Linked DNA regions of Homo sapiens: all the other regions are linked to region 1. Evidence: read pairs that join two places in POLR2A ChIA-PET (ENCODE). Cell type or tissue: GM12878. All regions are shown on one strand. Each heading gives the region's core, and the rest is flanking DNA. Links, peaks and the distances in the headings are about the cores only. Region 1 overlaps USP37 (ubiquitin specific peptidase 37). Region 2 overlaps USP37 (ubiquitin specific peptidase 37). Region 3 overlaps USP37 (ubiquitin specific peptidase 37).

Region 1 (10,268 bases), core at 2,653-6,652:
TGGCGACAGAACGAGACTCCGTCTCAAAAAAAAAAAGTAGTTTGTTATTTGTAAACAAATATTAAAGTATTTGAAGTAACATATTCTAAAATTTGGTAACATGAAATTAAAACTGTAGATATCACGTAAGTTGGTATCCTAAGATCTGCAGAATAAGAAAATATTCTTTGCTCTTTCTTAGGTTGTACGTACCCTATTAGAAACAGGAAGAAAGAATCATGTTTATCCAAAGCTGTAGATACATATTTGTGTCTGTGATATACCGTTACAGATATTGAGAAAGTTTCTGGGGCATAATCAGACTGTTGTTATAGCAGTCCTTATAAACTAGTGGAAATTTGCAAGAATCGATTCCCCCTTGATCTGTCTAGTAGCGGTCCTTGTTGTGTTGTAGCAAATTGGCAGGATTGTCTTCCTAAGGTATAAAAAATAAAAATAAGGCCGGGCACGGTGGCTAACGCCTGTAATCCCAGCACTTTGGGAGGCTGAGGTGGGAGGATCACGAGGTCAGGAGATCGAGACCATCCTGGCTAACACGGTGAAACCCTGTCTCTACTAGAAATACAAAAAAATTAGCTGGGCGTGGTGGCGGGCGCCTGTAGTCCCAGCTACTCGGGAGGCTGAGGCAGGAGAATGGCGTGAACCTGGGAGGTGGAGCTTGAAGTGAGCCGAGATCGCGCCACTGCACTCCAGCCTGGGCGACAGAGCAAGACTCTGTCTCAAAAAAATAAAAAAAATAAAAAATCTGGCTGGGTGTGGTGGCTCCCACCTGTAATCCCAAGGTGAGGCCAAGGGAGGCCAATCACCTGAAGTCAGGAGTTCAATACCAGCCTGGCCAACACGGCAAAACCCTGCTTCTACTAAAAATGCAAAAGTTGGCCAGGTATGGTGGCACATGCCTGTAGTCCCAGCTACTTGGCAAGCTGAGGCACGAGAATCACTTGAACCCTGGAGGTGGAGGTTGCAGTGAGCTGAGATCACGCCCCTCCCTCCCACCCAGTTGCCTGGGTGACAGAGCAAGGCTCTGTGTCAAAACAAACAGACAAAAAAATCTGTTTATTAAATGGTGAACGTTGAGCTCTACCCAAAGATAAATACTCTGCTTTTCTTTTAGTCATTTTTAAACTATTCTTGTTATTATCATAGACTTTGAAGATTTTCCTATGTATTTTTACCCCCATTTTTTAAGGATTTCTTGTTTCAGTGTTCTCTAGGTAATGGTATTCACCCCAACTTTTCATCCTTTTAAAGCAGTTGTTCTTAGTGGGCTGTCACGAGAAGATTGAGTTCCATTATGCGAAAGGGGTAGCGTTACACCTAACAGACAAGAAATTCTACCTAACCTAAAGGTGATCTTATCTCTGCTATGGCCATATGGTAAAATCTGGATATACTCTTGGTAGTGGTTCATATGTGTCCATGGGGAAAAGGCTGAAAAGGCTAAGAATCTTCTATTTTAGAGTCTAGTTACTATCATAAATTTAGATATATTCTTGGTGAAAAAGGAAATTAGAAGTTCTGAAATGGGGCATGATATTATAGGTATATTTTGAGGATTGGGTCTTAATTTGGTAAGGCTCATGGCTCTAGACACAGAATTTTTAAAACTGGTTCAGAGTTGTCATTCCACTAATGGAACTAATAAGACTAGAGCAAATTATTTGCATTTAAGATACTAATGCTGATTCACCTTCATGCTTTATTTTTCCTTCTTTTTATAGGCCGAAGAACTGGAGTATTCTTGTGAGAAGTGTGGTGGGAAGTGTGCTCTTGTCAGGCACAAATTTAACAGGCTTCCTAGGTAATTTTTTTTTTTTTTTTTTTTTTTTGCTATGGACTAAAGAATTCCCAGGTACATTTAATTGCTTTTCAATTTTTCTTTTTAAAGTTCATACAAATATTACTGAATAAATGAAGGTTACCAGAATGGATTGGTAAAGAGGGTCAGGAAAGCTGAAATGTGCAGAGTGTAAGAGGGCAGAGAGCTAGAATGCTTTTGCATAAGAAAGGTGACCAGGTGTGATAGCTCACGCCTGTAATCCTAGCACTTTGGGAGGCTGAGGTAGGAGGATCACTTGAGTCCAGGAGTTCAAGACCAGCCTGGGTAACGTAGGGAAACCCCATCTCTACAAAAGAAAGAAATATATATTTAAAGGAAGGAAGGAAAAGCGTTTGAAATATTGAAGAGAAAAAGGGTCTTGAGAGTTCCAAGAAAATGGCAACAGAGGATACAGCTGCTGAGACTTTGGAATAATTATAAGAACTAGCTAGTCAATTTTTAATTCAGTAATGTGTAATATTCAGTTATATTTTGTTGCCCTGTGTTGTGCTGTAGTCTTTTTCTGTTATCCCATACTTTCAGTAAAAACCTGCTATAGACACATACACACATGTATATAAGAATAAAACAGGGAGTAATTTTTTGCAGTTTGTGCGTTCCTTCATTCTAAGGATCTTATAAATTAGTAAATTTCCTGTAATCATAAGATAAATTTTCTGATATAGGAATGAAATTAACTTATATTGTATCTGCTCTGTATAAACATAAAACTGAAGTAGTTACAAAAAATTATTATGTGGTTACAGGACAGCTTTTAGTTCTTTCCAAGAATAGATCGCAAACACCAAGGTTGTTATTAACATTAAGTATTTATGTAGCACTTTGCCTACAGAGTGCTTTACTTTCTTTTATTAGCTTCAATATTCTGTCAGTAAGTGTGGAATTTCTGGAACCTAGCCCCTAGAGACTAGTTCTTTTACATTTCATAATCTACTCCTTTCTAGAAAATGGGAGTTGGTTTTTTTTTTTGGTTGTTTGTTGTTGTTGTTGTTGTTGTTGTTTTGATACAGAGTCTTGCTCTGTCCCCCAGGCTAGAGTGCAGTGGCACGATCTCAGCTCACCGCAACCTCTGCCTCACGGGTTCAAGCGATTCTCCTGCCTCAGCCTCCCGAGTAGCTGGGATTACAGCTGTATGCCACCACACCTGGCTAATTTTTGTATTTTTAGTAGAGACGGGGTTTTGCCATGTTGACCAGGTTGGTCTTGAACTCCTGACCTCAGGTGATCCACCTGCCTTGGCCTCCCAAAGTGCTGGGATTATAGGCATAAGCCACCGCGCCGGGCCAAGGAAGTTGGTTTTAAAGAAATGACTTTATAAAGGCTGGGTGTGGTGGTTCACGCCTGTAATCTCAACATTTTGAGAAGCCAAGGTGGAAGGTTTGCTTGAGACCAAGAGTTCAAGACCAGCCTGGGCAACATGGTGAGACCCCCATCTCTACAAAAAATGTTGTGTTTTTTGTTTTTTTCAAACAGAGTCTCGTTCTGTTGCCCAGGCTGGAATGCGGTGGCATGATCTCGGCTCACTGCAACCCCCGCCTCCTGGGTTCAAGCGATTCTCCTGCCTCAGCCTCCTGAGTAGCTGGGATTACAGGAACGCGCCACCACGCCTGGCTAATTTTTGTGTTTTTGGTAGAGACAGGGTCGCGCCGTGTTGGCCAGGCTGGTCTCAAACTCCTGACCTCAGGTGATGTGGCCGCCTCGGCCTCCTCAAGTGTATAAATCATAGCAGTATTATTATATTGACTTAAGAGACTTATATTTTTGGATTAAGAGAATTTGTTCTTTCCTGTTTGTGAGTGGTTTGAGGCCAGGAAGGTGGGAGGAAGAATCTTAAGGCAAAGAATTGGTTGTTACCAGCTGTCACTAAGGAAATTATGTGTACAGTTAAAAAGACTAGTTTTGACCTCACATGCTGGATGTCTTTTCTCTTTCCCATTCTCTTGCTATTTGGTTTTTCAAGTGGGGGGAAAAAAATGCTAAGGGGAATTTTTCTCCTTGTTTTTCTTTCTTTTTTTTCTTTTTTTTTTTTTTCCTGGTAGATCACTTGTGTTAAAGGTTAATTTATTCCAGACTTATGTGATAGAAGCTTCTGTTTGTCAAATCCTAATATTAGTTTTGTTCTACTTTTGTTCAATTTAATATTCAAAGCCACTCTTTAAATCCTAATGATTAGTCTTGTTCTACTTTTGTTCAGTTTAATATTCAAAGCCACTCTTATTCTTGAAGAGCCTGATGCCATTATCAAATCTGTTCACAAAGTTGGGCCTCATCTTTGAAGATCAGTGATTTTGACTATCATTTTCCTGTTTTATATTACCTTCCCCCCCACCTTTTACTGCTCCATGCATAGCAGGGCTACACTATAGGCAGTGTGTCCAGAGTAGCCTCATATTACCTTTTATTTTGGTTAGGTTATTTGAAATTCTAGTTAAAATATTTAATTTTGACATTGGTTTCATATCAGTTGTGTCCTTGTATTCTCTCAAATTGTATATTTGAAGATCCTGAGTTCTAGCACGCTTTTTAAAGAGAACTACAATCTATAACTTCAGTTTGCAAATTTTTGTTTGTGGCTTCTGTGATGAAGGCATATATGGTAAGAATCAGTTTTTTATAGATCATTTTTGTGTGTGTGCCTAGAACTGAAGTTTATTCCCATAAGATGTTTGAAATTCAATTTTTAAAGTGTTCTTGTGGGTTGAGAAATATATTTAATCCATCAAGCAGAGATCGTGTTCTGTGTGAGAAGTGAAAAGGTTACCACAATTTTAACCACAAAGAATTCAGTGCTTCTAAAGAGCTAAAAGCCTTTACAGACCCACAGATCAGATTTGGCATGCAAATTTTTGTAAAGCTTTTTTCTAAATGGGGAAAAGTTTTGTATTTCCTCCTTAGCTTTCTACAGAGAAAGTACTTCTGAAAATAAAAGAATAATTCTCATCAAAAATCATCTTGAAGTAATTAATGTTTACCATCAAATATAAGAGCTATGTAACATTTTAATAGACATTATTTTACTAGTAGTGGTTATATAAAACCTATTGCTTTTTAAACTATGTAACAGTGAAGTAAATAATTTAAGGATTTAACCCAATATCAGTGCCAAATTTAACATTCTTGTCTGCTATATTTTATTTATTTGTGTTTTTTCTAGGAACATTATAAGTATTTTACCCAAACCACACTAATCCACCATTATTTGTATGCTTTTTACCTAGCCCAATGCCTGGCACTAACAGGTATTCAGTAAATATTCTTTGACGTGTCTTTGGTTTGGCCAAATGGATTTTTTAAATCAAAAGTCGTCTAACATAGAGTGATCTCTTTTACTGTAAGAAAGATACATGTATTATGTATGAATTAGTAAGGTTGTCATCTCCTGTTTTTCAGGGTCCTCATTCTCCATTTGAAACGATATAGCTTCAATGTGGCTCTCTCGCTTAACAATAAGATTGGGCAGCAAGTCATCATTCCAAGATACCTGACCCTGTCATCTCATTGCACTGAAAATACAAAACCACCTTTTACCCTTGGTTGGAGTGCACATATGGCAATGTAAGTCCTTGAGAGACTATGTCTTTATATTCCCTTTTGAAATAGAAAGGCTTTAGTATCTAATCAAAAGAATGACTGAATTACATAATATGACTCCAAGGTAAAATCAGATCAATGGCCAGATGCAGTGGCTCATGCCTGTAATCCCAGCACTTTGGGAGGCTGAGGCAGGAGAATCGCTTGAGCCTAGGAGTTTGAAACCACCTATGGCAACAGAGCATGACCTCATCTCTACAAAAAATAAAATAATAAAGCCAGCATGGTGGCACACACCTGTAGTGCCAGCTACTCGAGGCTGAGGTGGGAGGATTGCTGGAGCCTGGGAGATGAAGGCTGCAGTGAATGGTGATCAGAGCAAGACCCTATCTCAAAAAAAAAAAAAAAAAGAAAAGAAAAGAAAAGAAATCAGACCAAGAAGGAGATTTTAATTTTGCTTTACTTTGTTTTAGTGTTAAATCACTGCCTGAAGTAATTGAAGAAAATGCTTAAAATTTTTCCAAAGTTATTAGTTGCTTTTCATAGTGAGGTGCTTTTTTAGGAAGTGCTCTTGGTTAGAGTGCTAGAAGACAGTTTGATATACTTCTTGAATATGAGTCAAACTTAGGTGATAATAAGAGTCACCTAGACACTAAAAATACTGATTTTTGTGTTTTTTCCCTGGAAGTTCTGTTTCAGTAGGTCTGAGATAGGCGCTTAGGAATCAATATTTTTAGCAAATGCTTCAGTTGACTCTTCAGGACATGCAGATGTGAGAAACCCTATACTCAATGTTATGCCTTCATGCATATATTATCAGCAGTGTAAAGAACTTAAATGGCTCCTGAAATTTCTCAAGAAAAAAAGAAGTAATCTTTACTTTAGGTTTTTGCTTCATCATGTATGCTGGGAAAACCTTCGGACTTCTTTGAGTGTTCCCCTTTTTTCTACATACTTGCATTACTTTGAAGCCATATGTTATGTCATTCTTTTCTATACTTGAACACTAGTTTGGTAGAATAATAAAATTGTAGAACTTTGAAGATGGAAGAGATTTTAGAGGTTTTTGTCCAAACCCTTAAGAGGACCAAGGAAATTAAATGATTTTCCTAAAGTCATACAGTTAGTGTCTGAAAGAGCCACGTCTCATAGAAGTTTACACTAGTGTCTCAAGGGTCTACTAATAAAGGCATGTGCCCAGAGAGTCTAAGTGTTTCTGGTTTTTTCCTCTCACAGCTTTTCACGTTTTTGCTTGGTGCATACTACCTTCTGCTGGTAGAGCTATTACTCTTGCTGGCAGTAGTACTATGTCACACTAATAGTGTATGATCACAGGCCTGAAGCCAAGCTATCTGACTGTACAATTTGATAGCTTTTAGACCTTGCACAGATTCCTTGACTTGTCTATAAGAAAAACAATAGGATGGTTGTGAACATTAAATGAGGTAATAATATGTAGAGTTCTTAGCACAGTGTCTGACATCCAGTAAATCCTCCATAAATGAGAGCTATTACTTTAAAAGAACTGAGACAAGGTAATTTTCTCCAAGTTATTTTTTTCATATGTATTACACTTGACTTCATTTCCAGTGCTGTCTATGTAGATTATTGGATCAAGGAGAGCCTAGAGATGGTATTTTATTTTCTCTTTTGGCCTCTATTGCTAGTATTTTTTTTTTTTTTTTTTTTTTTTTTGAGACGGAGTCTCGCTCTGTCGCCCAGGCTGGAGTGCAGTGGCGCATCTCCGCTTACTGCAAGCTGCGCCTCCCGGCTTCACGCCATTCTCCTGCGTCAGCCTCCCGCGTAGCTGGGACTACAGGCGCCTGCCACCATGCCCGGCTGATTTTTTGTATTTTTTTAGTAGAAACGGGTTTTCACTATGTTAGCCAGGATGGTCTCGATCTCCTGACCTCATGAGCCACCATGCCCGGCCATTTTTTTTTTTTTTGAGATGGAGTCTCACTCCGTTGCCCAAGCTGGAGTGCAGTGGTGCGATCACCACTTACTACAACCTCCGCCTCCCAGGTTCAAGCAATTCTCATGCCTCAGCCTCCCGAGTAGCTGGGATTACAAGCACCCGCCGCCAAACCCAGCTAATTTTTGTATTTTTAGTAGAGACAGGGTTTCACCATGTTGGCCAGGCTGGACTTGAACTCCTGACCTCAGGTGATTCGCCCACTTAGCTTCCCAAAGTGCTGGGATTACAGGCGTGAACCACTGCACCTGGCCTATTGCTAGTAATTTAAAAAGTATTATAATTGTTCAATTTTCAAGAGGACATAAAAGGAATTATAGTAAGAATAATTCATTTTATAATTTAAATATATATCTTTAATAATTCATTTGTATACATTATATATTTTCTAATTTTCTGATAGTTCTAGACCATTGAAAGCCTCTCAAATGGTGAATTCCTGCATCACCAGCCCTTCTACACCTTCAAAGTGAGTTATATTTCTTATGTACCCAAAATCTGTGTTTAAGGTTTTGGCTTACCCTAATCTCCAAGATTGCCTCCCTGCCTTTTCATTATTGTTTTTCTTTTTGCATGATAATGCTCTTTATTACCTATACTTTTGAAACTTTCCTGAATTTGGTTTAGAATATATTGAAGGATATAACAAATTTTAATCAGTGACACAAGGTTAGCTCATCCTCTCAATATTCTGTCTTAAAACTTTTAAAAACTTATTATTGTTAATATGTAATACTTTCATCCTAAAACTCTAAAAATTAACTGAGGACAAGGGAGTCTAGGGATTTAAGGGATAAAATAACCCCTATTAGTCTAAAGCACTCTTCCTTAAAGATAGGCATGGAATCCCAAAACATTTTTTACCTGTTGTTAGCCAGTCTGGAACTTCTTGTCTTTGACACCGAATAGGAGTTGTTTTGAAAGGGGACAGGAAAACAAGCAAGCATTCTACAAATGCCCTATTTTTTTGTTTAAGACCAAACTTTATCCAAGGAGGGAAGCACATGCCTTTTTTGTTTGCTTTTTAAATATATTTCCTCTAAGATTTTACTAGAGGAGTTCCTGATTAGATCATTTCAATTGATTTAGTTGTCGTTTGACTTTTTAATTAATTTTTCTAAAAATTTGATGGCCCAAAGTACTTTTAGAGAAGAGACATTTTTGTTGTTTAAGGGCTTTTGGGGGGCTTATATAACCATAAAATGACATTTGGGAACTGCTATTTTCTTTTCCTCCTGTTAATTATTTTTCAGTGCAATTAAAACCAGATGACTAACATGACTAGAAATCTGAAATGGTACCGATATGAATACTCTTGCCCGTTCTCAAGATACAAATGAGCAATACCACTTGGCTGCTTAGAAAGTGAGCAAGTGATGCATTTACAGGATGAATATTTTTCATTGCTACAGGCAAGCTGCCTTCTGTAAATATAGTAATCATTAATGGAATGCACTCTATGTACCAAGTCACTGTAGTTTCAAGAAAGAAATGATTTCATTGGGCATCATTGTACCTTGGCATGGTCATCTGTTCTCCAGGGTCTGCTGGTATGAAAATTTGGGAGTTGATCAATAAAGAATGATTAGGCCCTAGAAGACCTGTCATGCCGATCAAACTTAAAAGAGGCTGAGTTATGAACCAGAATACCATTGATTCTTCTACAATGTCCTTTGTCACAAATTTACCCTGGTGCAATGGTAGCCAGGTGTCATCCTCCTTCAGCAAAATATTTATCTGGGTAAACAAATTAATATGTTCAGGTTTGCTTGGTGAGCGTGAAATCTGAATTGAGGAATTAAGATGGCTAATTGGCTATTATACTAAAAACCCTTTTGAGCACATGGGAGGCTTTTCAAGTGTTCAGGTTGGAGTGCAGTGATATCCTGGCTGCTCTGAGCCACACACTATGTTTGGGCTTATCACTGACCACTTGCCTCTTTTCTTTGATCTACATTGCTATGTAATCTTCCTGATTTCCACTCTGGCCTCTTATTTCTTGGTGCCATTAGTCTATATGTTTATTTTCAGTTTTTACATTCAGGTTAATTGTATTTTCTAGTTTTCATTTTATATATATTTTTTGTATTGCATATGAATTTGTGTTAACCTCCATCAAAGAAAGTTCTTGTTCTTTGACCTTTACCACTTTTTTCTTTAGTTTATTTTCGGCTTACCTAGAAGACAACACAGTAACACCTTACTTATCTGGCATCATTAAAGGATTCCACATAAGTGAATTTTTATATAACTGAAGCTTACCTTTTAACGATTTATCTTTTAAAAGATTTTTAACAGTTTGGATGAAAATGTTTCTAAAATATGTTACACTGTTCCTTACATTCTTAAAATAACTAAGGATAATTTAAGTATATCTTAATGACTTAGAATCAGCATTTTAAGTATCAATTATTGCACTGTGTTTCAATATGATATTGCCCTCAGAGGCTCTTAATTATTACAAGATAGTTTGCTTTTACATTAAATGACTTTATAGTTCTTGTTTGCCTTTCTTGTGGTTATTCTTTCTCATTTCTTAGCTCTCATTTCTTGATGAACTTGATACACTATTTTATTCACCATTTCCTGGGAAAGAAAGGGTCCCTCTAAGTACATGGGCTTTGGAACTGCCTTCCTCAGAAGCCTTTTTTCTTACTTTGGAATCCCTATGTTCTGGAAAGTAGAGGTTGCCAGAAGTCTGACCTACAGATAAGTGGATAAGTGGAATGTTACTGTTATTTTTAAAGTGCATGGATCATAATTTAAAAGATCACAAATTAGTCTTCATGCACTTTGTTGTCAAAAACATTTATTCATTGCTATGCCTGCATGAATTCAATAGCATAATTTATAAAGACAATAGCAAATTTCATTGGGGTTGATCATTAAAAGAAAAAAGGCACAACATGATTAGTTTACTGA
Region 2 (10,268 bases), core at 1,261-5,260, 80 kb before region 1:
TTCCTCATTCAGTAGTAACATATTTCTTTGCTTAAAACCTTTTGGTGGATTTCCTCCTGGTAAGTGCTTGTTACATTTAGGATAAAATTCGGAATCTTTACTGTGGTTCACAAGACTGCATAACCTGGTTCTTGCCTGCTTCACTAACTTCATCTTCCTCCTCTCCTTCACTAAACTGTAGCCACATTGCTTTTAATTTCCCTAGTCATATCAAGTTATTTTACAATTCAAGGCCTTTGGGGATGCTGTTTGCCTGGATTGTTCCAGCACCACCATCTATCAGTCATCTCCTTCTGCAGTTTTCAACTTAAGTGATACCTTCTCAGGGAAGCCTTCTCAATGTTATCCTCTACCCCAAGTCTTAATCTTAAGACTCATCATTCCATGTATCTTGCTTTATATCATTTCTCAGAACTTGTAATTATTGTTATTATTATTTTTTGAGATGGAGTTTTTGCTCTGTTGCCTAAGCTGGAGTACAATGGCATGATCTCAGCTCACTGCAACCTCCGCCCCCTAAATTCAAGCGATTCTCTTGTCTCAGCCTCCCAAGTACCTGGGATTACAGGCACCCGCCACCATGCCCGGCTAATTTTTGTATTTCTAATGGAGACAAGGTTTCACCATGTTGGCCAGGCTGGTCTTGAACTCTTGACCTCAGATGATCCACCTGCCTCGGCCTCCCAAAGTGCTGGGATTACAGGTGTGAGCCACTGCACCCAGCCCAGAACTTGTAATTATATATTTACATGTGTGATTATTTAAAGTCTGTCTCCTATTAGAATATAGGCTAGTGACCACTTCTTTTTTATTTCCCAATAATTTGTTAAATAAGCTGGAAGTTGCTGTAAGAACCATCATGTCTTTTGGAAGCAAAGCTTGCTGATGTTCTTGTCATCATCTCATGACAAACACTTTTCATTCTGAAAAGTTAGAGGACACATGAGAAAAAACAAAACGTTTTCCAACTTTGGATTCTTTTACCCATTTTTATATCATAAAACCATTCAGATTTTAAACTCTTTGAATTGGAGATAAACTTTAGGTCAGCTTTCCACTTTCAGTAACAAAACTAATTTTTTCTCCTTTGTCCATTTGTTTTATAGGTCTTTTTAAAGGAAAGAAAGCCTTCAAAAATCAGAGTAGTGGTTTGTATATTTTAACAACCGGTTAATCTTTAAGACCAGTGAAGATGAGATTTCCATAAATAAAGCAAAATTCCATATTTAAGTCAGTTGTTGGTGAATGACAAAGAAAATATTAATATATGGCCAGCTGCATTGGCTCATGCCAGTAATCCCAGCATTGCGGGAGACCAAGGTGGGCGGATCGCTTGAGCCCCGGAGTTCGATACCAGCCTGGGCAACATGGCAAAACCCCATGTCTATAAAAAATTACAAAAATTAGCCGGGTTTGGTGGCATGTGCCTGTAGTCCTAGCTACTTGGGAGGCTGAGGTGGGAGGATTGCTTCAGCCTAGGAGGTGGAGGTTGCAGTGAGCCAAGATGGCACCACTGTGTTCCAGTCTGGGTGACAGAATGAGGTTCTGTCTCAAATGAAAAAGAAAGAAAATATTAAAATATAATAATTTTTGTATGTGTAGAACAGGATTCGTGTTGAAAAATAGGGAATTTAAAATGGAGGTGTATGAATACCAAACACAAGCATTTGGATTTATTTTATTTTCTAGGTAGTGATGAGCTATTTAGTTTGGGAAGGTCCTAGCATCAATGGCAACCATTTAGCACTTAACAAGTGTTTGTTATTTTGTTGGAGTATACAGTTAGAGTACCCAAGTTCTGTGTGTTACCTCCCTGTCCCGTGCCCCACCTCTACCCCCCACTCCCACCTTAGGGAGAAAGTTAAGAAGATACCTAGTGCATAGTTCAGTTGAAAAGTGGTAAAAAGAGTAGTTCTTTAGAAAGGATGTTACAATGTAAAGGATTTGTTGGAGGTAAAACCCCAAGAGCTGAGACTGGAAAGGGAAGGGGTTGCCATAATTCATTGATGAGGATGAACTGTGGTTGTAGTTAAAAATGTAGGTTCTGGCATTAGACATAGCTTTGTTTCTCACTGACTGTATTTATAAATTATGTAATGTCTCTAAACCTCAGTTTCCTCATCTGTGAAATAGAGATAATATCCCTATCACTTAGGATTATTTTAAAAATTAAATTGAGATAATGCATGTATGGCATTTAGCACTGCTTAGTAAATGTTGCATAATAAATGTTGGGTTGCATAATAAATACTAGGTGGGATGATGGCATAGTGATGAGTTTCTGAGAGTAGTAGCTATTGAAAATCTGGGATTTGAGTAGATAAGAGTGAGGATAAAGCTGATGCCAAGATTTCTTGCCTGAATGATGGTAGAAGGACAAAAGTAGGGAAGTCTGGGAGCTTCTTTTTTTTTCTTTCTTTTGAGACGGAGTCTTGCTCCCTCACCCAGGCTGGAGTGTAGTGGTGTGATCTCTGCTCCCTGCAACCTTTGCCTCCCAGGTTCAAATGACTCTCCTGCCTCAGCCTTCCAAGTAGCTGGAACTACAGGTGTGTGCCACCACACCCAGCTAAATTTTGTATTTTTAGTGAGAACACATTGTGGTCTCAATGTGTTCGAGACCACATTGGCCAGGCTGGTCTCGAACTCCTGACCTCAGGTGATCTGCCTGTCTCTGCCTCCCAAAGTGCTGGGATTACAGGTGTGAGCCACCGTGCCTGGCCTCTAGGAGCTTCTTAATGAGGGCATGGACTGTATCATCTTCACATCTATATGCCTACCAGGGTGCCTTGAAAGTGCAGTAGCTTAATAAATGTTGTTTACTAAATGAACAAAGGAGTTTAAAGTTGATGTTGTAGCATTCAGATAGGCAGTGAGAGATGTGCGGGTAGAACTTCAGAGAAAGTTCAGGCCTAGTGAAGCCTAATTTGAGAAACAATGTTAGCTTTGAAAGAAAAGTGAAAGCACCAAGTTTACCCACCTTTTGAAATAGTATCAACATGTTATGGAAGTTTTAAGACTTAAGACATTATTATGTAACAATGTTTATAAAGTGAACAAAGGACATATTCTTTCTCACTGACTTCTTAGTTTCAAAATGTAGCAAGAATGAATAAACCAAGGTACAAGTTGAACAAGGTGCAGGCTCATCCTGTAATCCCTCATTATGCACAGCAGATAAGTTCCTAAAGTTCTGTTGATCTTTTATGTGTGTCTCTGTGTGTTGTGCATCATATTTTAAATATTTTCATTAAGGTAATCTGTAGTTTTTAAATAACCAAGAAGTTAATCTTTGTTGTATAAACGATCACTTTCCTTTTTTTTTTTTTTTGAGATGGAGTTTTGCTCTTGTTGCCCAGGTTGGAGTGCAATGGCGTGATCTCTGCTCACTGCAACCTCCACCTCCTGGGTTCAAGCAATTCTCCTGCCTCAGCCTCCCGAGTAGCTGGGATTACAGACATGCACTGCCACGCCCAGCTAATTTTGTATTTTTAGTAGAGACGGGGTTTCTCCATGTTGGTCAGGCTGGTCTCGAACTCCTGACCTCAGGTTATCTGCCCGCCTCCACCTCTCAAAGTGCTGGGATTACTCGCGTCAGCCACCGTGCCCAGCCCACTTTCTTTTAAGTATTAATTTTGTATATTGGGTTCTTTTTAAAAAGCACATTTTTATTTTCTTTAGCTGAGTTGATGGCTTCCGGAGAACTGGCATAGCTGCAGAATATGAGTAGTGTCCCAAGAAGAGTGCTTTGCCTTTGGCACAAGGATCAGAATAAAGGTGAATTGCTATTACATAGGGTTTTTCGGTAAAAGTCACTGAAAAGTAAGTAATGTTTTTGTTTTGGATATATGTTTCAAAGAGCATGCAATCTGGCGGGAACTGACAGTTTTGTGTTTGTTTTGTAGTAATAGTTTTTGTGTTTTGGCCATACTTTATTTACCACTGAATGCTCTCTGATTAAGGATGTTTTCAAAGCAGTACCTAAAATGTGAGCACTTAAATAAATGTACAGGGCATAGAAACATTTTTGCTAATATTGTTGCTTTGAGCATTCATGGTGATGCTCAAAGTTGAACAGTAATTTTAATAATTGTGAAGAAATTTAGAGAAAGAATCTCTGGACATATTTAAAGAATAATTCATTTTAATTATCTTTTGTCTTCTTATTTTTTTGCTTTAATAAGACAATTACCATTACCGAGTTTAAGGAAACCCTGTCTTTGTCTTAGGTTCATAGGAAGTTTAACTGTTACTGGATCATGCTTCATGCTGAAAAAGAAACTTAGTTTTTTACTCTTAACCAAGTAGAGCAAGCCCTGATAATATAATGAATGAGCAAATGTAGCTGTCAATTCATTTAGTGCAAAAGCAGGTAATGAACTAAATTGAGGCATTATGAAAAAGTTTATTATATTGGTTCTGCCAATTTTATGTCCTACATCTTTTATATAAAGCTTTTTAAAGAGGGTAATGTGTAAATTGAGTCTTGATTTTAGAGCCAGGAGAAGAAATTAAGGAGGGTTGGGGATGGGGAGAACACATAAAAATCCTCTAGACATGACCTCTGTGTATGCAAAGGTATAGTGGCATGAGAACATAGAGATTTTTGAGGAAATTATAAGTAATTCAGAAGGATTTGGGGGTTTTATTGGGAATAGACAGGTAAGCAGGGCCTGAGTCCTGAAGGGCCTCTACGTCACATTAGTGAGTTTAGATTTTATTGCGAGAACAAGTGGAGAGCTATTGAATGATATAAAGCAAGAGAGGGATATGATTTGATCTGCAGTTCATTATAAGGCTGTCTGAAAGGTGTATGGAGGTAGAATTTTTTTTTTTTTTTTTCTGAGACAGAGTCTGGCTCCAGGCTGGAGTGCAGTGGTATGATCTCGGCTCACTGCAGCCTCTGCCTCCCGGATTCCAGCGATTCTCTTGCCTCAGCCTCCCAAGTAGCTGGAATTACAGGCGCACGCCACCACACCTGGCTAATTTTTGTATTTTTGGTAGAGATGGGGTTTCACCATGTTGGCCAGGCTGGTCTCAAACTCCTGACCTCAGGTGATCTGCCCACCTCGGCCTCGCAAAGTGCTGGGATTACAGGCATCAGCCACAGCTCCCGATCTGTGGAGGCAGAATTGATGGGATTCTCCTGACTTTCCATCTCTAATCTAATACCAATAATTATCAAGAAGGAAGCCAAAGACAAGTCTTCTGTTTCTGGCATGGGAAACTGGAGTAGAAGAGTGATGTATTCTTTGTAGCACTGAGTGGCGGAGTGGAAAAAAGTCTCAAGGATGTATCCAACAATAAAGTCACAAATTATAATTGCAGAAAAAAGTATTACAGATATACATTGCTGGCTCAAGTTTCTGTAGCTCTGTAGCATTACTAGTTTGAGCCAAATGTCATGTTAACAGACAGTTCTATAAACATTAATGGACTCTATTACTTTGACGAATTCATATTACCCAGCACATTATACTAATATCTAAATCTGCCCATAGTAAGCACTTAAAAATTTTTGATGAGATGAGTGAATAATAATAGAGTACTTATGATACTTAACACCTTTAAACTCTCGAAAGTGTTTTCATATATCTTCTTTTATCTTCAGTTATTTGCCATACAGTAACCAGAGACCTCCAACTAGGGGCCCCCAAACTGTATCCTGCCTGTAGGTGAGTTTTGTTTGATTTGTAGCTGTTAAAAATAAATTTGAATTCATTGCCAACAATTAAAAATGGACAGTTTTACATAAACGTTTGGATGTCTTTATTTTCTTGAAAAGTTAGATGGTCTGGCAATGCTAGGTTCGCTATTTCTACATGGTAATAATTGGCTAGATTGGGTAGCAATTGTTCAAATTTTGCCTGCTTAAGTCATTTCTGTCACCTGCTAGCCCCTATAGATAGTTGAGTTAGTGACTCCTGTTAACATTGTATTTATTGAGGTCTTTGGAGAAAGAGGTATTATGGACATGGAATAAATTCAGAAAACAGACATTAATTCCATTAATATTAATTACTGCTGTCTGCTGAGTGCCTAGTATGTATTATTTCATTCTACAACACTAAAACATTTGCTATTCCTATTTTGTGGTTGAGAAAACTTATGGTTAAAGAAGGTAAGTTACAAATTAGTAAGTGATAGGGCTGGCTGGCTGCTGATTTCTAGACCTAGCATCATTTTCCTTTATATACTAGCCTTTCTGGCTTTTCTTGTTGAGCTGTTTAGGCAAAGGTAATGTTTAATTGTGTTTAATTTAGTAAATTATAAGCAAGAATCCACTTTAGAAGTAGTGTTTTTAAAGGTTTGAAATAGTATAAAATTTGAGTTCGCAATTTTAAATGATTGCATATTTATGTATGTAACACACTATTTGATAACATTCTTTGCTATAACTGTAATTTTATTTACTTGTTGACTTTTGCAAAAGCTAATTTGAAGAGTTTTACACATCCGATTATTGCTGTAAGTTTAAGTTTTTTGTGTTTTTTTTTTGTTTGTTTGTTTTGAGACAGGGTCTCACTCAGAGTGTCACCTAGGCTGGAATTGAGTGGTGCAATCATGGCTCACTGCAGCCTCGACCTCCCTGGCTCAGGTGATCCTCCCATCTCAGCCTCTGGAGTAGTTGGAGCTACAGGAGCACATGACCATGCCAGGCTAATTTTTTGGTATTTTTTGTAGAGATGAGGTTTTTGCCGTGTTGCTCAAGCAGTCTGCCCACCTCATCCTTCCAAAGTGCTGGGATTACAGGCATGAGCCACTGTGTCCGGCCATTTTTTCTTTTTAGTTTTCAAATATTGCCTGACAAGCACCCAGCCATTTTTGAGTATTAAAAGTTCATTCAGGAAACTTGAGTATTTGTTAAAGATAAAATTGGTAAAGATTCTTTCTAGGAATGGTAGTTTAAATATAAATGGTAGGTGGTTCTTTGGAAGAGAGGTTTTTTGTTTGTTTTCTCTAGAGATTAAATGATTTCCTCAAATATTGTAATTCTGGAGGTCAAATAACTTGGTTATTTTTAAAATTTTTTACTCATTTAATGTCTTCTGTACATACGGATATGCTTAGATTGCTCACTGTTAGAAGGAAGCATTTGGTGATATACTTTGATGTTTTGGGAGGAACTCCATTCTAAGAAATGGAGTCAGAGGCCTGAATTTTGTATTGTTTTGTTTTGTTTTGAGACAGTGTCTTCACTCTATTGCCCAGGCGGGAGTGCAGTGGGTAGTCATGGCTCACTGCAGCCTTGACCTCCTGTGCTCAAGTGATCCTCCCACTTCAGCCCCTCTAGAAGCTGAGACTATAGGCGTGTATCACCATGCCTGGCTAATGTTTTTTCAGTTTTTTTGTAGCGATAGAGCCTCCCTGTGTTGCCCAGGCTGGTCTCAAATTCCCAGGCTTAAGCAGTCCTCCCACCTCAACTTCTCAAAGTTTTGGGATTACAGGCTGAGCCACCATGCCTGGCCTGAACACACTTTTTTTTTTTTTTTAACTTATATTTGGAAATCCAGACCCATTAGCTTTCATGAAGGAAGAGAATAATCAACACTTTAATGGTGAAGGCAATCACTTTGAGAATGGGATCTTATTCCTGTTGACATGTCTTTAGCGGTAGCAGTATGGTTGTGAATGATACAAAATGTAGAATTTAGGCACTAATAAATACAGTACTGGACACATGGCAAAGAAGGGAAAATGAAGGCGCAGAAGAAATGCATGGTGGTTAGAAATTAATTACTAGTAAGTTATAACTTATCTTATTTTTCTTCCTTAGAACCTGCCAGGTAAAGGTATATTTTTGCTTTTTAATTTAGCCAGAAGCAATTTTTAAAGAAAATATGTCTCCTCTGAAGATACATGGTCCTATCAGAATTCGAAGTATGCAGACTGGGATTACAAAGTGGAAAGAAGGATCCTTTGAAATTGTAGAAAAAGAGAATAAAGTCAGCCTAGTAGTTCACTACAATACTGGAGGAATTCCAAGGATATTTCAGGTAATACCAAATATTGATTTGGAATAGCTCTTGAAGCAGATCATTTAGTAAATAGCTATTCTGTGCCATAGTAAACATCACAGTAGCCCTCCTCCTAGATTAATATTTCTTGCTTCTTATTTCTAGGACATTAATATTTTTATGTACATGTTTTATAAATTATTCATCAGTATTGTTGTTGGTATATAATAAAAGCAGGAAGTAGTCACCATTATTGAAAAGAAAACTTGTGGGAGGAAGCTGACAAGAGTTCGGATACTGTATATCTAAGCTATTTTTAAAACCACTTTAAGATAATTTTAGTTCTTCCTTTTTTTCCCCTTAACATACATGACGATGGATTCATCACTATTTAGTGTTAGTTTTTAACAGAATTTATTAGTGTCTTCTAAAAGCCAGTGTCTACTTCCTGAATAATCCTGCCAAATGTCATGGTGTGAATCATTCAAGGATGATTATTCAAGGTTATCTTTATAGCTATTTTCTTCTAACTGTGAAGTTTTGAAGAATCTTCATTTTCACTGCAAAAATTAATTTTCTTTTCACCTTTTTTTTTTTTTTTTTTTTGAGACAGAGTCTTCCTCTGTCACCCAGGCTGGAATACAATGACATGATTTCGGCTCATTGCAACCTCTGCCTCCCGGGTTCAAGCGATTCTCCTGCCTCAGCCTCCTGAGTAGCTGGGATTACAGGTGTGCGCCACCACTCCTGGCTAATTTTTTTTTGTATTTTTAGTAGAGACAGGGTTTCACCATGTTGGTCAGGCTGGTCTTGAACTCCTGACCTCGTGATCTGCTCGCCTCGGCCTCCCAAAGTGCTGGGATTACAGCCGTGAGCCACCGCGCCCAGCCAAGATATTATATTTTTAAATTAGATTATGCAAAAGTGTAATATCCGTTCTAAAATATTCTATTGAAAAACAATATTTAACTTTATGCTTCAGAACCTGATCTTAGGTAAAATTTGTATTTGTCTCTGCTTTTGAATTGTAAAAATAGATTGCCTATGATTTCGTGTATCAAAGGTAGTCTTAAATAAGATAGAGGTGGTGATGGAAAAATAGTAGTTTGTCACATGCATATATCTGCTAATTGTTCGCCTCATCAAAAGAAAGGGTTTTTTGCAAATACAGGCTCATTTTTTTTTCAATCCTCAGCCCAATTTGGCAGTGAGTAAATATTCAAATGTTTAACCAAATACAGATCTTTAGGAGCATGACGGTTTTACCTGTGACTTCAGCCTTTATCTCAGTTCCAGATCAGTTTACATTCAGCATTCGTTTGTTAAAACCATGTACAGGTTACTGCTATGGATATTGTGCTAAGGGATGGCTGGGCGCAGTGGCTCATGCCTGTAATCCCAGCACTTTGGGAGGCTGAGGCAGGAGGATTGCTTGAGTCCAGGAGTCCAAGACCAGCCTGGGCAACATGGCGAGACCCTGTCTCTACAAAAAAAAATTCAGAAACAAATAGCCAAGCATGTTGGTATGTACCTGTAGTCCCAGCTACTTATAAGGTTGAGGTGGGAAGATGGCTTGAGCCTGTGATCATGCCACCGCACTCCAGCCTGCGTGACAAAGCAGGATCCTGTCTGAAAAAGAAACAGGGTGGTTGGGGGACAGGGGCTGGTAAGTATACACAGCTGAATGAGACATCATTTCCTTCAAACTTAAGAGTAACCAAATAGGCCAGGCGTGATGGCTCACGTCTGTAATCCCAGCACTTTGGGAGGCTGAGGTGGGCAGATCACCTGAGGTCAGGAGTTCGAGACCAGCCTGGCCAACATGGTGAAAACCTGTCTCTACTAAAAATACAAAAATTAGCAGGCACGGTAGTGGGCACCTGTATTCCCAGCTACTCGGGAGGCTGAAGCAGGAGAATAGCTTGAATCCGGGAGGCAGAGGTTGCAGTGAGCTGAAATCTCACCATTGCACTCCAGCCTGGGCAACAAGAGCGAAACTCCATCTCAAAAAAAAAAAAAAAAAAAAAAAAAAACAGAAAAACCCAGAGTAACCAAATACATTTTTAGCTGTAAAAACATTACAAAGATCCTGAGGTAACACAAGAAAGCAAGCCATTTGCACTCTGAAGATTCAAAGAATAAATAGAAGTTTGCCAAACATAGTAAAGGTGGAAGTGATGTCTTTTTTTTTTCTTTAACCCTGAATTTTCTGGCCAAACTGGAAGTGATTTCTGTATATTTTCTGGCCAAACTGGAAGTGATTTCTGTATGTAGACAAATACATGAAATGTGAATCAGCACTCAGGGAACTAG
Region 3 (10,268 bases), core at 3,704-7,703, 66 kb before region 1:
CACACTTTATATTGTCAGTTGGTTCTTGAAAACTGTGACTAAGAAATGAAACTAGTTTTTTTCCTCATCAACATTATAATGAAGGAAATGATGTTATTTGAGGACCTGCTATATGTCCTTTTGCTTAATGTTTAACACATTAAAAACATCAGAAAATGAAGGGGTAGCAGTGCTGCCTTTAATTAATGTCTCCATTTGACACAATATTCTTATAAAATAAAAAGTTTTCATGGTTGTTTGCCATTTAGTACCAAGAACCTATTGACAACATTCATTAAGGGCTTTTTTAAAACAATTCTTTATTTTTCCTTCTCTATTACCCTTGGTGCAAGATCTCTGTATAATTAAAGGCTTATTGCATGTGTTTGCATCTCCTAAAAGGTAAATCTTTAATTTAAATGTATCAAGAAATGGGAACTTCTTTTGGTTGAAAAAAATTAAATTACTGTGGGGAAGAGTGATAAATGTAACATGGAAAGTATAAAGTTTAGTATTTATTATACAGATTGTTATACTTAGTTGTCATACATTTTTGATGATAATTTTCCTTTTGTCTTGATTAGCTAAGTCATAACATTAAAAATGTGGTGCTTCGACCCAGTGGAGCGAAACAAAGCCGCCTAATGTTAACTCTGCAAGATAACAGCTTCTTGTCTATTGACAAAGTACCAAGTAAGGATGCAGAGGAAATGAGGTTGTTTCTAGATGCAGTCCATCAAAACAGACTTCCTGCAGGTGAGTACTAATCACCCCAGGGTCTAACGTTAGTATTTTTACAAGGCTATGACTAGACTACAGACCAATATTCAACTGAATTCATCAGCACATTAAAAGGATTATACACCATGAGCAAATAAGATTTATTCCTGAAATTCAAAGATAGTTCACCATATGAAAATCAATCTGTGTAACACATCATTCTTGACAAATGAAGGACGAAAACCACATGATCATCTGAATTGTTGCAGATGAAAACATTGACAAAATCCAACACTCTTTCATGATAAAAACACTCAACAAACTAGGAGTAGAAGGAAACGACTCAGCGTAATAAAGGTCATATGCAACAACTTACAGCTAACATCGTACTTAGGGGTGAAAAACTGGAAATGTTTCCTCTAAGATCATTAGCAAGGCAGGAATACCTGCTCTTGCCACTTCTATTTAACATAGTACTAGAAGTCTTAGCCAGAGCCATTAGGCAAGAAAAGGAAATAACAGGCATCCAAATTGGATAGGAAGAAGTAAAATTATTTGTGTTTGCAGATGACTTGATCTTATATGTAGATTCCACAAAACAATATGATTAGACAAAGGAGCAGGATTTTTTATTATTTATTTATTTGTTTGTTTGTTTGTTTGTTTGTTTTGAAATGGAGTCTTGCTCTAACACCTAGGCTGGAGTGCAGTCGTGTGATCTCAGCTCACTGCAACCTCCACCAGGGAGGAGGATTTAAATTACAGTTGGGAAAAGTTACCTTGTTGCATAAATCTTAGACACTTACCTATCTATATGAAAATTATTCTGAAGTTTTACTCTTGCTGTGGAAAATGAGTCCTGTAAAAAAATCACATGGTATGATCAGGTTCCTCTGCCCCCTCTAACCCCTTTCATTTAAAATAGTGGTTTTTTTTTCTTTTAATGCATTTACAGGCACTTTTTCTTTTCTTTTCTTTTCTCTTTTTCTTTTTCTTTTTTTTGAGACAGTGTCTCACTCTGTCACCCAGGTTGAAGTACAGTGGCAAGATTCCACTCTGTTTCCCAGGCTGTTATCGAACTCCTGGGCCCAAGCGATTGACCTTCCTTGGCCTGCCAAAGTGCTGGGATTACAGGTGTGAGCCACTGCCTGGCCCTACAGCCATCTTTTTAGGAAAAAATCTCTGCTTAAAATGAGTTCTCTACTATCACATTAGTCTTTAGCTCTGTCATCTTCAACATTTTACTATTACTTCTATTTTGTAGTTGACAAACTTACTTGAATTTTTTCAACTTAAATATGACACATTAAAAACATCAGAAAATGAAGGTGTAGCAGTACTACCTTTAATTAGTATCTCCATTCGACACCGTATTCTTGTAAAATAAAAGCTTTTTATGATTGTTTGCCATTTAGTACCTACTCATTATATGTTCATGCCACCAAATTGGAGCATATCAATTTACTAAACTATTGAATTTTAGAATCAAGAAATTGAGGCCAGGCACGGTTGCTCACACCTGTAATCCCAGCACTTTGGGAGGCCGAGGTGGGCGGATCACGAGGTCAAGAGATCGAGACCATCCTGGCTAACACGGTGAAACCCCATCTCTACTAAAAATACAAAAAATTAGCCAGGCATGGTGGCGAGTGCCTGTAGTCCCAGCTACTTGGGAGGCTGAGGCAGAAGAATGGCGTGAACCCGGGAGGCAGAGGTTACAGTGAGCCGAGATTGCGCCACTGCACTCCAGCCTGGGCTACAGAGTGAGACTCCATCTCAAAAAAAAAAAAGAATCAAGAAATTGAATACTATTTAAAATTCTTAGAATATGTCAGAGGCTAGTTTATATCTCTGTTTTAGTTTTATTTCATCTTACCCATATTAATGGAATCACTGTTTTAACAATTGATACGTGTAAGAAAAGCATGTCTTCAAATCCACTGGAGTGGAAAGCACAATATACTGTCTGGGGACCAATATTGAACAACATAGCATAATGAAAAAATATGGGCTTTGGCCATAAATAGATGTAGGTTGAAATTCTAGCTCTGCCTGTTATTTCTGTGTGGTTTTAGGTAAGTCACTTAGTGACTGAATTTTAATTTCCTAATCTCTAACATGAAAGTATCACCTTGATTTCAGGGCTTCTTAAAGAATGAGAGCTCGTAAATGTAAAAGTATGACTTCCCTATGCTAGGCACTCAGTAAGTCATTGGCGTTATTAGAATAGCTAGCTGTGGGCTTAACTCTTAATTCATTCTGTGATCTTGGGCAAGTTATTTTAATCTCAGGTTTAGTTGCTTTAGCTGCCCAAAGGTGGTTATTATATACTTTGCAGAGACTAGAGCAAAATAATGAATAAAAATACTTTGAACAGCATAAAGCATTTAATATAAGCATGGCATTTCAAATCAGTGGACAAAAGACTAATATTTGATAAAGTGTTAACCATAAACAAGACAACTAACCATTTAGGAAGTTAATACACTTGGATCCTTATCTCCAGTGACCAAAGATTTGAATGTAAAAAAAAATGATAAAAGTATTGTAAAAAGTACTTTTAACATAATCTCTGGATGGAAAAGACTTTTCTGGGTGTTACATAAAAACTAGAATTAATAAAGGAAAAAGATTGAAAACTTGTGTTAAAAAATTAGACAGTCTATCTGGCAAGGAACAAAAGACAAAGGAAGAAAATAGTAGCCAGAGTGACAAAGTTAATATTGCTAATATACAAAGACCTATTTTGCAAATCAATTAAAAAAAAACTAGTAGAGAAATTGACAAAAACTGCAAATAGAGAATTCAGGAAGCAAAATAGATGGCCCTTACACATGAAAAAATTCTCGACTTCACCAAACTCAGATTCCTACTACCACATTGGTAGCAGTGTGAGGGGAAGCAAGATACTCTCATATACTTGGTAGGAGCATAGAGGTTTTTTTTTTTTTTTCTTTTTTCTTTTTTTTTTGAGGACTGTAATAATGTCAGTTTAGTTTAAAATTGTATGTTCGCTCAGTAATTCTTATTATAAGGAGTTTTTCCTACAAAAAGGTTTGTGAAAGGATGTTAAGCATTGTTTGCAACTTTGAAAAATTAAAACATTTCAAATGGTCATCAGTTGGAAATTGGCTAACCAAATTAATTATAAAATATTTTTAAAAGTATATGCAAATTTATATTTATACAATACCTTGAATGTTCCTTGAACTACCATTAGTTTCTTCAGAATAGAAGCCATTTATTCTGCTGGATAAACTTACCTGTAGAGAATGTTTTGGAGTATATGTTATTGGAGATACAACTGTCACTGTTTCTGACATCCAGTGTCAGTGTTCATGTTGTTGATACACAATGACTTTTCCATAGTGTTATTAATATAATTACCAAATGTTTATTCTAGCTTTTTTTTTGCTTTGTAAATTTTAGCCTTCTATTAAATGTTTTCAGGTATATGTGTTACTTAATTTTTTGCTTCAGATTCTAGCTCTAAATTTTAGTTTATATAAGATGTATATTCTGTCAGAAAGAATTGGTTGATAGGCACTTTGATTTGTTTTCTTTTTTGCCTGCTGTTTCGTCCATTTCTTCAATATTATATAAAAATAATAATGATAAATCTTTTTGTTAAAGTGAGTGATTTGGGGATTTTAAAAAAAATTATATTTTTGGTCACCAGCCATGAAACCGTCTCAGGGGTCTGGTAGTTTTGGAGCCATTCTGGGCAGCAGGACCTCACAGAAGGAAACCAGCAGGCAGCTTTCTTACTCAGACAATCAGGTATGTTCATTTGAATCTTTTTAGCATTTAAAAAAAATGATAGTTGGCCAGGCACAGTGGCTCACGCCTGTAATCCCAGCACTTGGGAGGCCGAGGCGGGTGGATCACCCGAGGTCAGGAGTCTGAGACCAGCCTGGCCAACATGGTGAAACCCCATCTCTACTAAAAATAGAAAAATTAGCCAGGCGTGGTGGCACATACCTGTAATCCTAGCTACTCAGGAGGCCGAGGCAGGAGAATTGCTTGAACCCAGGAGGTGGAGGTTGTAGTGAGCTGAGCTCATGGCATTGCACTCCAGCCAGGGCAACAGAGCAAGACTCCATCTCAAAAAAAAAAAAAAAAAAGATAGTCATAGACTATCAAGGGTATTTCTGCATACCTGAAATGTATCATTTCATTTAGGTATCATTCCAAACCATAGAGTAAGAGAAACTTTGAAGCTTTTCTGTAAGTAAATTTATGAATTCTCTTTGGCTGTGCAAAGAGGTGATCACTTAGTCCACTTATTGGACTAAGCAATGAATAAGATTTCATTTTTGTCAGGTTCTTTTTATAGGTTAGATTTTTGGGGGACATTTTTATTGAGATATAATTGACATGCAGTAAGTTGTGTATATTTAAAGTACAATTTGATATATTTTGACTTACATATGTCCTTAAAATCGTCATCATAATCAACATAGTGAACATAACCATAACTCTTGAGATTTCTTATTCTTCTTAGTAATCCTTCCCTCTGATCCCTATCCAGAAGCAACCACTGATATGTTTTCTCCCACTATAGATTAGGTTGTAATTTCTGGAGTTTTATATAAATGGAATGAGCGTGTAATTTTGGGAGGGCAGGGTCTGGCTTCCCTCAGCATAATTATTTTGAGATTCATACATTCCTTGGAATTTAAATTGTTGAAATATTATTTAAATGCATAAGTGTTAACACATATAGCAGAAGCAAGTATTTATGCTTTCACAAGTAGTAATTCTCGTTAGTGGAGTCATAAATTCAATTTTGTGGGTCATAACTAACATTAAATTTAAAAAGTAGAATAGAAAATAATAGAGAATATTGTACATATTAAGGATAAATACTGATTTTTCAAACTTTTATTTTGGTTTATTTATACATATTTATAATAGGTTTTGATGTAAAATATTTCTTACTATGCGGCCAGGCGTGGTGGCTCACTCCTGTAATCCCAGCACTTTGGGAGGCTGAGGTGGGCAGATTCCTTGAGCCCAGGAGTTTGAGACCAGCCTGGGCAACATGTGAAACCCTGTCTCTACAAAAAAAAATACATAAATTAGTTGGGCATGGTGGTGTGCACCTGTAGTCCCAGCTGCTTCGAAGACTGGGGTGGGAGAATCACCTGAACCTGGGAAGTCAAGGCTGCAGGAAGCAGTGATTGTGCCACTGCACTCCAGCCTGGTTGACAGAGTAAGACTCTGTCTTAAATATATATATGTAATATATATATTTGTTACTATGGGATGGGATAATATTCAAAATTCTGAAAAAGTTGCAAAACAGTGGACATGTAGTATGCTACTGTTTGTATAACAAAAAGTAAAATATTGATTTGTATTTGCATAACAGAACAAGGGAAGAATTAGTGGGAAAAGGGGAAGTGGAAGAACTGAGTGGATGGTCATAGTGAGACTTATCATTGGTCTGTGGCTTCTAATATTACTTTGATTTGTGAACCTTGAGAATATATCACTCATTTGAAAATAAGTTTAACTTTTTAAAGTATTCATTCAGATGCTCTTAGAAGTTTTAAAATTTCCTATCCTAGGATTGTAATTCTGTAAAACAAAAGTAATAGGACATAACTTCTATAGAAAAATCGCATAGCTCTTAATGTAGAGATATAAAACTTAACTGGCAGAGTGTTCATGTAAAGCTGTATTTCTCAGCTAATGCTTACATTGCCATATTCTCTTTGAGTGTTCTTGCCATGTCTTAAGGGTAGACTCTTTGATTCATCTTCATATTGAACTCTATCTCACCTTCCTTTTCCCTATCATATGTTTCATTCCTCCAAACTAGAACCCTCTCAAGAGTCATGACTGTTTTGTTGGCATTTAAGTTGTGGCAACCAAATGTCACTGTCACCTTTTCTTAACTTGTCATAATCATAATTAGATATTTTTTTCCTCCAAAGATCAGTTCCCATGCTGATCACTAGAGCCATGTCTGTGTGTGTCTTTTTTTTTTTTTTTTTTTTGGTTAGTAATTCAAAGCAGTGTTCTTGCCCCCTCAACAGGTGTGCTGTGGAGTTTTTAAGTTTATAAGAATGCTATAGGAAAATAAGTGTCAAGCTCAATTTTTCACACTGACTGTACATTAGAATCACCTGGAGTGCTTTTAAAAACAACAACAAACAACAACAACAACAAAACTGATGAATGAGCCTTACCGCAGATCAACTAGAATAGAATCTCTAGAGATGTATCTCCATTTGTATTTTTTCCTTTTTTTAGAGATAGGGTCTTGCTCTGTCGCCTAGGCTAGATTGCAGTGGTACAGTTGTAGCTCACTATAACCTCAAACTATTGAGCTCAAGTGATCCTCCCGCCTTCGCTTTCTGGGATTACAGGCATGAGCCATCGCACCTGGCTCCATTTGTATTTTTTAAACCTTTCCATTGGAGAATCACTGTTCTAAAAGTATTCCAGTTAATTTGAAGATTTAACTATCTCAAACTTTATTTTTACAGGCTTCTGCAAAAAGAGGAAGTTTGGAAACTAAAGATGATATTCCATTTCGAAAAGTTCTTGGTAATCCGGGTAGAGGATCGATTAAGACTGTAGCAGGAAGTGGAATAGCTCGGACGATTCCTTCTTTGACATCTACTTCAACACCTCTTAGATCAGGGTTGCTAGAAAATCGGTAGGAGAGACTTTTTTCTTAGTCACTAGCTGTATCTGTAAATGTCTTTTAGGCCTTTTAGAAATACCAGTAATTTGAGGAGAAATAAAGTATAGAGTACATTTTTGGTAGATGTAATGATTACAAGTATTTGTCATATGTAGTTTATGTCAGTGACATGTATTAAGCATACAAATATACAGCATATAAATTTAAATATGGGCCAGGTGTGATAGCTCACGCCTGTAATCCCAACACTTTGGGAGACTGAGGCGGGCGGATCATGAGGTCAGGAGATTGAGACCATCCTGGCTAACATAGTGAAAACCCTTCTCTACTAAAAATACAAAAAAATTAGCCTGGTGTGGTGGCACACGCCTATAGTCCCAGCTACTCGGGAGGCTGAGGCAGGAGAATCGCTTGAACCTGGGAGGCAGAGGTTGCGGTGAGCCAAGATCATGTCACTACACTTCAGACTGGGGTGACAGAGCGAGACTGTCTGGAAAATAATAATAATTAAATATGGTGTAGAGAATTAGATAATAGTAGTCCCATTTCCTGTCCTTCAGTATGTTGATTTATGAATTTTTGTGATATGAATTGTGGCTTTTTAAAAGTAACCTTTTCTTTGTTCTCTGTAGTACTGAAAAGAGGAAAAGAATGATATCAACTGGCTCAGAATTGAATGAAGATTACCCTAAGGAAAATGATTCATCATCGTAAGTTACTTTAAGGGCCTTTATAGTGTTAGAGCAGTGTTTCTTATATTGGTATTTGTAACCACTGGGGAAGATTGGGGAAATGGTTTTAATTTATGAGAATTCCAAAGATGGAAGAGCAGAATGTAAAGTAGTTTGGTGACAGTAGACTGTAGGCTCAATAGAGAGGGAAATTAGCCAGTGCTATTGCTTTGGTCATTTCATTGCATTTCTCTTATCCTGCCTTTTCTTAAATCTGCAGTACTTAGTGGGAGAATAGAACTGAAGAACTCTAAACAAATGTTTCTTGCTGGCTGCTGTTTTAGTGTGAACCCCTTCTTGTCTTCTTTATGCTTAATTAAAAAAAAAATTTTTACTTTTTCATTTTACTCATGTAAAAAGTCAGCCTAGAGGTTAAAGGATGTGAGCCTATGTGTTCTAGGCAAGTAGCATTAATCTTTCAGAGATGTTTTCTGGGTTGAACAAAAGGGAATAGATCAACCCAGGGTGCTCGCCAACTCGTAATCATCGTCCTCATTTTGTGAGGATTTTTTTTTTTGTCTTCTAGGGGAGAAAACTAATTATACAGTTATCAGTTAAAATCTCAATTAATACCTTAACAGAATCAGTTGGTAGACAGTTAATTGGTACTTGAGGTCAAGAGGTCACTAGAAAGGAGTTGGGAAAAAGCCAAAGAAACTTTATGTATTAATTGATTTGCTGCTGTAATAGATGTAAAAGTCTGAATAGGTGGTAGGACTGGTATCTGAAACTATAATCACCAAGGACTCAGATTCTTTCTGTCTTGTTGTTCTGCCATCCTTAATTAATAAGCAGCCTCCATTTTGTGGACCAAGGTAGCCACTTCAGTCTCTACTTTCTTGTCTCCATTTCTATTAGTTGAAGAGAGCAAAGGGAGGGCATGCTGTTTCCTTAGGCTGGAAATTGCATATACCACCTTTGTGCATATCACATTGGCCAGAACTTAATCACATGGTTATATCAGGTTATGAGAAGGTCTGGGAAATATGCCTGTATTTCAACTATTGTGGCAAAAGCGTACAGTGGTTATTTAGGGACAACTAATACAACTAATAGTCTGCCTTAGTTTGCCCCTACAGCCACTGAAATAACCCAGTTCACTATTCTTCCATACATAGAACACCCTTATCTCTATCCAAATGGAGAAGAACTCCAAATCTCATGAGAACATTGTATCCAGCTCAGAGTCTAGGATCTTTGAGTGATCTTTCTCTCTGGGTGCGGTCTTCTCTAGAAGGTCTAAATGTACCTTGGACCATGCCCCTCATGGTCTGGTACCTAAAAACTAAAAGGCATGTTAATTTGCATTCCCCACTCCAGACCTCATGCACACATCATTATACATTGCTGGAGTAGGAACAGAATAATCACAGTAAAAATTTCTGTTTAAAATAGACAAGAATAGGAAACTGGAGGGGTCTTGGGTCTATAGCAGTGATAAAATCTTGCTAGGTGGAAATTCTGAGGACAGTGAAGGCGTTGGAATAAGTTCCTGGTTAGCCCATCTAGCAGTCTGATTCTGTTGTCTGGGAGAAACCCCCTTGCCCATTGTACTCCATGTGACCCCTGGCTTTGCCCTCTGGCAGATTTTCCTTGTTTGTTTTCTTTAAAGGCTACCACCAAAATAGATTTTGAAGACTATATTTTTCATCAAGGCCATATAGCTTTTATAGCCTGCTTCATCCAAGTTTAAAGATTCTTTAAAGGTAAAACAAGCAGGCTTGAGAAAGAATTGGGGTCTCTCTCTCTCTCTCTCTCTCTCTCTCTCTATATATATATATATATATATATATTTTTTTTTTTTTTTTTTTTTGTGAAACGGAGTCTTGTTCTGTCACCCAGGCTGGAGTGCAGTGGCACGATGTCAGCTCACTGCAACCTCCACCTCCCAGGTTCAAGCAAGGTTGAAGCACTGCCTCAGCCTCCCATGTAGCTTGGACTACAAGCGTGTGCCACCACGCCCAGCTAATTTTTGTATTTTTAGTAGAGACAGGGTTTCACCATGTTGTCCAGGCTGGTCTGGAACTCCTGACCTCAAGTGATCTGCCCGCCTCGACCTCCCAAAGTGCTGGGATTATAGGCATGAGCCACTGCACCTGGCCTGTTTTAATATACTTTTTAATTTTGAAATAATCTAATTTGCAGAAAAGTCACAAAGATAACATAGAATGTTCCTGTAT

The links. Peaks named below come from ENCODE experiments on the same cell type or tissue, not always from the same donor. Only the 100,000 strongest peaks of a DNase experiment are listed, where the experiment ranks them.
Region 2: POLR2A ChIA-PET joins it to region 1 with 5 read pairs; 4 of 35 experiments call an interaction of 5 or more read pairs at or near these places.
Region 3: POLR2A ChIA-PET joins it to region 1 with 9 read pairs; 5 of 35 experiments call an interaction of 5 or more read pairs at or near these places.

Annotation. Positions count from the first base shown.
Region 1 is chr2:218,477,197-218,487,464 of GRCh38, reverse strand. USP37 (ubiquitin specific peptidase 37) reads left to right here. Exons shown (of 26, transcript NM_020935.3): 16 at 1,722-1,801; 17 at 5,231-5,395; 18 at 7,750-7,815. Among named protein-coding and RNA genes, the nearest start is that of VIL1, 63 kb to the right of the region's middle. In GM12878, for the core only: no CTCF peak of the experiment used is centred there; a DNase peak (open chromatin) is centred at 4,578; H3K27ac peaks cover 484 bases.
Region 2 is chr2:218,556,224-218,566,491 of GRCh38, reverse strand. It overlaps USP37 (ubiquitin specific peptidase 37), which reads left to right. Exons shown (of 26, transcript NM_020935.3): 2 at 3,679-3,819; 3 at 5,609-5,672; 4 at 7,815-7,994. The coding sequence starts at 7,839. Among named protein-coding and RNA genes, the nearest start is that of USP37, 7.0 kb to the left of the region's middle. In GM12878, for the core only: no CTCF peak of the experiment used is centred there; no DNase peak of the experiment used is centred there.
Region 3 is chr2:218,544,020-218,554,287 of GRCh38, reverse strand. USP37 (ubiquitin specific peptidase 37) reads left to right here. Exons shown (of 26, transcript NM_020935.3): 5 at 564-735; 6 at 4,379-4,479; 7 at 7,197-7,369; 8 at 7,990-8,067. Among named protein-coding and RNA genes, the nearest start is that of USP37, 19 kb to the left of the region's middle. In GM12878, for the core only: no CTCF peak of the experiment used is centred there; a DNase peak (open chromatin) is centred at 6,067; H3K27ac peaks cover 371 bases.